2 separate regions of the Homo sapiens genome follow, and region 1 is linked to region 2. Evidence: chromatin contacts called from ENCODE Hi-C or POLR2A ChIA-PET data. All regions are on one chromosome and are shown on one strand. The core of a region is the stretch at or near the end of the contact, and the rest is flanking DNA. Distances in the headings are between cores, read along the strand shown. Region 1 holds the start of LINC01191 (long intergenic non-protein coding RNA 1191). Region 2 holds the start of LINC02936 (long intergenic non-protein coding RNA 2936).

Region 1 (3,466 bases), core at 931-3,430, 280 kb before region 2:
ACATACCTATACTAAAAAATTCGCCGATTATCTGAAATTCAAATTTGAATGTCTTGTATTTTTCTTTGCTAAATCTGGCAACCCTATCCTTAAGTGATTCACGGTAGTTGTGAAACATCAGGAAGAAATAAACCTTGTTATTTTAACCCACAGAGATTGAGGATTGTTACTGCCAATAACTTAGCCTATCCTGACTTAACTACTTCCCATCTCTGGTGAGGGAATATGTTGATGAGGCCTAAGTGTAGCCCCAATATTTGAAAGGAAGAAGGCAGTTTCTGTACATAATAAAAGAGAAACTTGGGAGCTCTGGGACATAATTTAAGAAGGAAGGATGGGTAGAAAATTGGTGTAACACAGCCTCAGCCATCGGGGAACTTCACGTCTACTTGGAAAATAAAAATTAAAAAAAAAAAAAAAAAAAAAAAAAAACGAAAAAAATAATGGTAGAGAGAAGTCCTGAGAATAAAGAGGCCATGTGGGTTTGGAGCAGGCATGGAAGGACTTCATGGGGAAAGGAGGTTTGCCTGGCCAGGAGATAAGCAAATAAGTAGGACTGGGGATGTAGAAGGGCTGAGAGCAGCCATGCCCCAGGGAAATGAGTAATCATGGTTTGTCTGTGAGGTTATTGTCTAGAATTGCCAGAGTCTACAAGACCAGCTGTCCCCGAGGGTTGGAGATAAAGTGCTAGGTGGTGTGGAAGTTGTAAGAATCAAAATGGAGTTACTAATGTTTTTTCTTTAAAAAAAAAAAAACTCAGGCTGTGCGCAGTGGCCCACGCCTGTAATCCCAGCACTTTGGGAGACTGAGGCAGGCGGATCACCTGAGGTCAGGAGTTCGAGACCAGCCTGGCCAACATGGTGAAACCCCGTCTCTACTAAAAATACAAAAATTAGCTGGGCGTGGTGGCGGGCACCTCCCAGCTACTCAGGAGGCTGAGGCGGGAGAATCGCTTGAACCCAGGAGGTGGAGGTTGCAGTGAGCCGAGATCGTGCCACTGCACTCCAGTCTGGGTGACAGAGCAAGACGCCATCTTGGGAAAAAAAAACAAAAAACAAACCAAAAAAAACTTGACAAATAGAGCTAGGGAAAGCTAAGAAGAAAGCACTCCCACACTTGTATGCCTGATAACAAAAACTAACACAAAAGGCTCTACAAAACCATAACCTTGCACAAAGGCCATCACAGCCTTACACATATATATAAAAAAAAAAAAACAAAAAAAAACCTCCACAAGGACATTCGCCCAGCAACTGCCTGTCTAACCTTGGACTGGCAACCCCTTGTTATTGATCTCTGTAGCCAAGGATAACCATTTGAAAACAATTATGAAATCCTCCTTACTTTCTCTTTGAAAACCTTCCTCTTCCTTTCTTCCTCTGCCTCCTCGAATATGCACAGTTTACTATGACATGCGTGTTACCGTTGCAACGCTCTGCTCCTGAACAAACGCCTTTCTCTAGACAGCCTCTCACTGTGTGGTTATGCAGCTTGACAGGGGCCCGCTGGACCCAAGTTTACTGCCTCTGGCAGGCGGTGGTGATGACGGGGAGTAAAAGCACCTTGTGGGGAGTTGAAGGGAAAGATATTTCAACGCAAAAACCCAGGCACTTTTACTACCTTTTGTTTGATGCATCGGTGTTACGGGAAAGCTCCTTGGCAGCGAGGGCCTGGCTCTTTATCGCCGTGTGTCCCCGCCCCACGTGGGTCCCATGCTTAGCCCACGGCGGGTGTTTGAAAAGCACGGAATGTATATGGCGGGACAGGGCGCGCTGCGGATACACCGGGACGCCCCCTCAGCCGCGACAGTAACGGCCTCCGGCCACCAGGGGGCAGCCAGGGCGCGCTGCGGATACACCGGGACACGCCCCTTCAGCCGCGACAGTAACGGCCTCCGGCCACCAGGGGTCGGCCAGGGCGCGCTGCGGATACACCGGGACGCCCCCTCAGCCGCGACAGTAACGGCCTCCGGCCACCAGGGGGCGGCCAGGGCGCGCTGCGGATACACCGGGACGCCCCCTCAGCCGCGACAGTAACGGCCTCCGGCCACCAGAGGGCGGCCAGGGCGCGCTGCGGATACACCGGGACGCCCCCTCAGCCGCGACAGTAACGGCCTCCGGCCACCAGGGGGCGGCACACGGCGCCTCAAACTGTAAACGGCTCCGGGCTTCGGAATCCGGGCGGGGAGCGGAGAGCGGTTCGCAAAAGCCAGTTGGTGCCCGGATGCCGGCATTGTCACGGGATCGCGGCCAAAGGGGGTAGAAGACAGCGCAACAGTCGCTCTTCTTGCATGAAGCTATATGCATCTAGTGTGACGGATTATCCTACCTGGAGACTGTCTTTTTCAGCTCGGCATCACGGGGGCGGGGGCGGTGACCCCCATCCGGGCTCCCCGGGGGCGGTGACCCCCATCCCGGCTCCCCGGGGGCGGTGACCCCCATCCCGGCTCCCCGGCCTTCTCTCCTCCGCCCGCTCCTGCCTCCCTTCTGCTTACTCCTCTCCTGGTCAACAGGTCAGCTCGGGGTCCTGCTTCCAACCTCCTCCTCCTAGTTGAAGCCGGTTCTCAGGAGAGAACCTGCCATCCGCAGCTTTACACCTCGGCAGGAATGTAAATCACTCTTCTCCCGTCCCAGGAAGCCTTTCCAGTGTTCTGATTCCAGAAAGCAGGTGTGTGTGGCCGGTTCAAGGAATTTCAAGCATCAGCAGGCAGAGGAAAGTACCAGAGTGGAAGGCAGCCCACAGGGTGTCGAAATCAAGCCACCCAGGGAGCCCGCAGATCCCACCCTCTCCGGTGAGAGAGTTTGGTGGGGAGCACTTCATCCAATGCAGGGAACAGCGTTACTGCGGCCTTCACCTCCCGGCTTCAAGTGATTCACCTGCCGCAGCCTCCCAAGTAGTTGGGATTACAGGCGCGTGCCACCACGCCGGGCTAGTTTTTGTATTTTTAGTGGAGATGGAGTTTCACTATTTTTCTCTCCCCATCCCGGGAAAGTTGTATCTGTTTACCACATGTTCTCCCACATCTACTCGGTTTTACCTCTGTAAGGCCTGAACTCAAAAGCCAAGAAAAAACCTCTTTCTCCAGAACTTTACCTTTTCTGGCAAAAGGAAGCAGGGAGACCTACTAGGAAAATGCCAAGAACAAAATGATTAATCATGTGAAGACGGCATCTACCACCTCAAATCGCCCAGCTCATTGAACCTGCGTGAGGATCCAGCACTGTCCCTGGTGTGTACAGCTCAGTGCACCGAGATGACCAACCGCCTGGGTTTGCTTTACTGTCACTGCTAAAGGCAGGAAGGCAGCTGCCAAACCAGGACAAGGTGGTCACCCCACGGTGAACATCAGTCACCCTCCCTAGCCCACACAGGCAAACAACCGGGGGAGACTATGGCTCAGGGCTTAGAACCCAAAGGCCTGAACAAATGAGGAAGTTTCTACAACAAAGACTTTCTTTGACAGAGT
Region 2 (3,176 bases), core at 45-2,544:
CGATTCTCCTGCCTCAGCCTCCCGAGTAGCTGGGACTACAGGCGCACGCCACCACACCCAGCTAATTTTTGTATTTTTAGTAGAGACGGGGTTTCACCATGTTGGTCAGGATGGTCTCGATCTCTTGAACTCGTGATCCGCCCTCCTTGGCTTCCCAAAGTGCTGGGATTATAGGCGTGAGCCACCGCGCCCGGCCCACAGCATCATTTTTCAAGGGTCTCTAGGGTGACCAGGTGTCCGGGTTTGCCAAGGACAGTCCCAGTTTCTACCTGCTGTCCTAGGACAATCATGAATAGTGCCCCTTTCAGTTTCAAAAGTGTCATAGTTTAGACATTAAATTACCTGACCACCCTTATATGCCCCATGTTTCTTAACATCTAGGCTGCTGACAAAATTCACATTTTCTGACTGTCAGTCTAGTGTTCTCTATACTAGACTGATACGGATCCACAAAGGAAGCAATATTGGCCAACAATTAATCTTCAGTCTTTGGATTAGTGAGAGGTGACAACGTGCTGGCAGCCGTCACAGCCCTCGCTCACTCTCCCCGCCTCCTCTGCCTGGTTTCCCAGTTTGACGGCACTTGAGGAGCCCTTCAGCCCGCCGCTGCACTGTGGGAGCCCCTTCCTGGGCTGGCCGAGGCCGGAGGCGGCTCCCCCAGCTTGCGGGGAGGTGTGGAGGGAGAGGCGAGGGCGGGAACAGGGGCTGCGCGCGGTGCTTGCGGGCCAGCGCGAGTTCTGGGTGGGTGTGGGCTCGGCGGGCCCCGCACTCGGAGCGGCCGGCAGGCCCTGCCGGCCCCGGGCAATGAGGGGCTTAGCACCCGGGCCAGCGGCTGCGGAGGGTGTGCCGGGTCCCCCAGCAGTGCCGGCCCACCGGCGCTGCGCTCGATTTCTCGCCGGGCCTTAGCTGCCTCCCCGCGGGGCAGGGCTCGGGACCTGCAGCCCGCCATGCCTGAGCCTTCCCAGCTCCGTGGGCTCCTGTGTGGCCAGAGCGCCCCCTGCTCCGCGGTGCCCAGTCCCATCAACTACCCAAGGGCTGAGGAGTGCGGGCGCAGGGCGCGGGACTGGCGGGCAGCTCCACCTGTGGCCCCTGTGCGGGATCCGCTGGGTGAAGCCGGCTGGGCTCCTGACTCTGGTGGGGACTTGGAGAACCTTTGTGTCTAGCTCAGGGATTGTAAACGCACCAATCAGCGCCCTGTCAAAACAGACCACTCGCTCTCTGTAAAATGGACCAATCAGAGGATGTGGGTGGGGCCAGATAAGAGAATAAAAGCGGGCTGCCCGAGCCCCCAGTGGCGACTCGCTGGGGTTCCCTTACCGAGCTGTGGGAGCTTTGTTCTTTCGCTTTTTGCAATAAATCTTGCTGCTGCTCACTCTTTGGGTCCACACTGCCTTTATGAGCTGTAACACTCACGGTGAAGGTCCGCAGCTTCACTCCTGAGCCGGCGAGACCACGAACCCACCAGAAGGAAGAAACTCCGAACATCAGAAGGAACCAACTCCGGACATGCCGCCTTTAAGAACTGTAACACTCACCGCGAGGAGCCACGGCTTCATTCTGGAAGTCAGTGAGACCGAGAACCCACTGAGTCCGGACACATTAGGATGTTAGAGTCCCACCTTCAAAGCATTTTTCTCCTGGAGTGGACTTTGCACAAATGGTAGGCCAATTGTGGAGTCAGTGAAGAACCAGGCTAATCCAGCTTGTTTTATTGGCCCCAGTTTTTCTTCTCAGGGCCGTAAACCAGTTATTACCAGGAAACAAAAGCAAAGTAAGTATTAAGTTTTGAATTGGTATTGAGGAGAAACATCTAAAATCAAGTCTCGCCAATCTAATTAAATTAGATTCCCAAACCGGAAGAAGCTTTGCAATTACTGCCAAAATGTCTCAGAGGGCATTAGGTTAATTGAAGCTGGAGAGGAGTGAGAAAAGAGGCAGCTGCTAGTCACTGAGAATAAGGACTCTCTATTTGCTGTGAGGTTTGTAGGGGCAGCACTTTGCTGTTGGGGTTTGGTAAGGGGATTTGTTTTAAAATTGGAATTATATTTTGTTGGCTTTTAATCATAAGCAGGGAAATACATTTTTCCTACGCCTAAGAATTTACATAAGCTAATTTGTTCCATAATTAGAAAAATCCTTGCTTTTAGCATATGGACTGTAACAATAGGGGTTGTAACTCGTGAGTCGTGTGACACATTGTTTCCCTTTGGTGAAGTTTTACTTTAAGATCTGTTGAGTATATCCAGGGAGAGAGATGAAGGTCAAGACATGCTTATTTTTACAGAGAGAGAGAGAGAGAGAGAGAAAGAGATTCATTAAACTTTGAGTTATACTTTATTTTTATTTATTTATTTTTTTGAGATGGGGTCTTGCTCTGTCACCCAGGCTGGAGTACAGTGGCATGATCTTGGCTCATTGCAACCTCCACTACCAGGGCTCAAGTGATTCTCCCACCTCAGCCTCTCAAGTTGCTGGGACTACAGGTGCACACCAACAAGCCTGGCTAAGTTTTTTGATTTTTAGTAGCAATGAGGTCTTGCTATTTTGCCTAGGCTGGTCTCGAACTCCTGGCCTCAAGCAATCTGCCTGCCTTAGCTTCCCAAAGTGCTAGGATTACAGATGTGAGCCACCGTGCCTGGCCCATATTTTACTCAGTAGGAATCTTTGCTATTTGCTATGATTTTTAATTCTTCTTGTATCTTAATTTTGCTTCCCCAATGAGTATGTTAAATGTTCTTTAAAATCTTCCTGTAAAAAAGTAAACATATTAAACAGCAGTTCTCTAATTGAATGTGCTAATTTGATAAATATTTGAGTGGATACCTACTATTTGCAAAGCTTCAAGGAATACAGTGGTGAGTAAGATAGTCTTTTTTTTTTTTTGAGACAGAGTCTTGCTCTGTCTCCCAGGCTGGAGTGCAGTGGTGTGATCTCGGCTAACTGCAACCTCCACTTCCTGGGTTTCAAGTGATTCTCCTGCTTCAGCCTCCCAAGTAGCTTAGATTACAGAAGCACATTACCATTCTTGGTTAATTTTTGTATTTTTAGTAGACATAGTTTCACCATGTTGGCCAGGCTGGTCTCGAACTCCTGAGTTCAAGTGATCCCGCCTGTCTCGGCCTCCCAAAGTGCTGGGATTACAGGTGTGAGAGACTGCACTTGGCCAATAAGATAGT

Evidence for each region. A loop is a pair of places that touch in the nucleus more often than their neighbours do. ChIA-PET counts read pairs that join two places held with the same protein, here RNA polymerase II (POLR2A). Pooled maps may share reads with other maps.
Region 1: a map with no recorded cell type shows a loop between it and region 2 (3-fold over the local background). The contact joins the promoter of LINC01191 here to the promoter of LINC02936 in region 2. A Hi-C loop is called at or near these places in 4 of 37 single-sample maps with no recorded cell type and 5 of 50 pooled maps. POLR2A ChIA-PET finds 5 or more read pairs at or near these places in 3 of 52 experiments (HEK293, activated CD4-positive, alpha-beta T cell and activated T-cell).

Annotation. Positions count from the first base shown.
Region 1 is chr2:113,978,283-113,981,748 of GRCh38, reverse strand. LINC01191 (long intergenic non-protein coding RNA 1191) reads right to left here and starts at 2,180. Exons shown (of 2, transcript NR_148509.1): 1 at 1,621-2,180. LINC02992 (long intergenic non-protein coding RNA 2992) reads left to right here and starts at 1,765. Exons shown (of 1, transcript NR_034130.1): 1 at 1,765-3,466. RefSeq lists a silencer at 1,883-2,072 and an enhancer at 2,163-2,312.
Region 2 is chr2:113,702,292-113,705,467 of GRCh38, reverse strand. It overlaps LINC02936 (long intergenic non-protein coding RNA 2936), which reads left to right and starts at 1,294. Exons shown (of 3, transcript NR_186169.1): 1 at 1,294-1,771. It also overlaps a transcript of SLC35F5 not described here.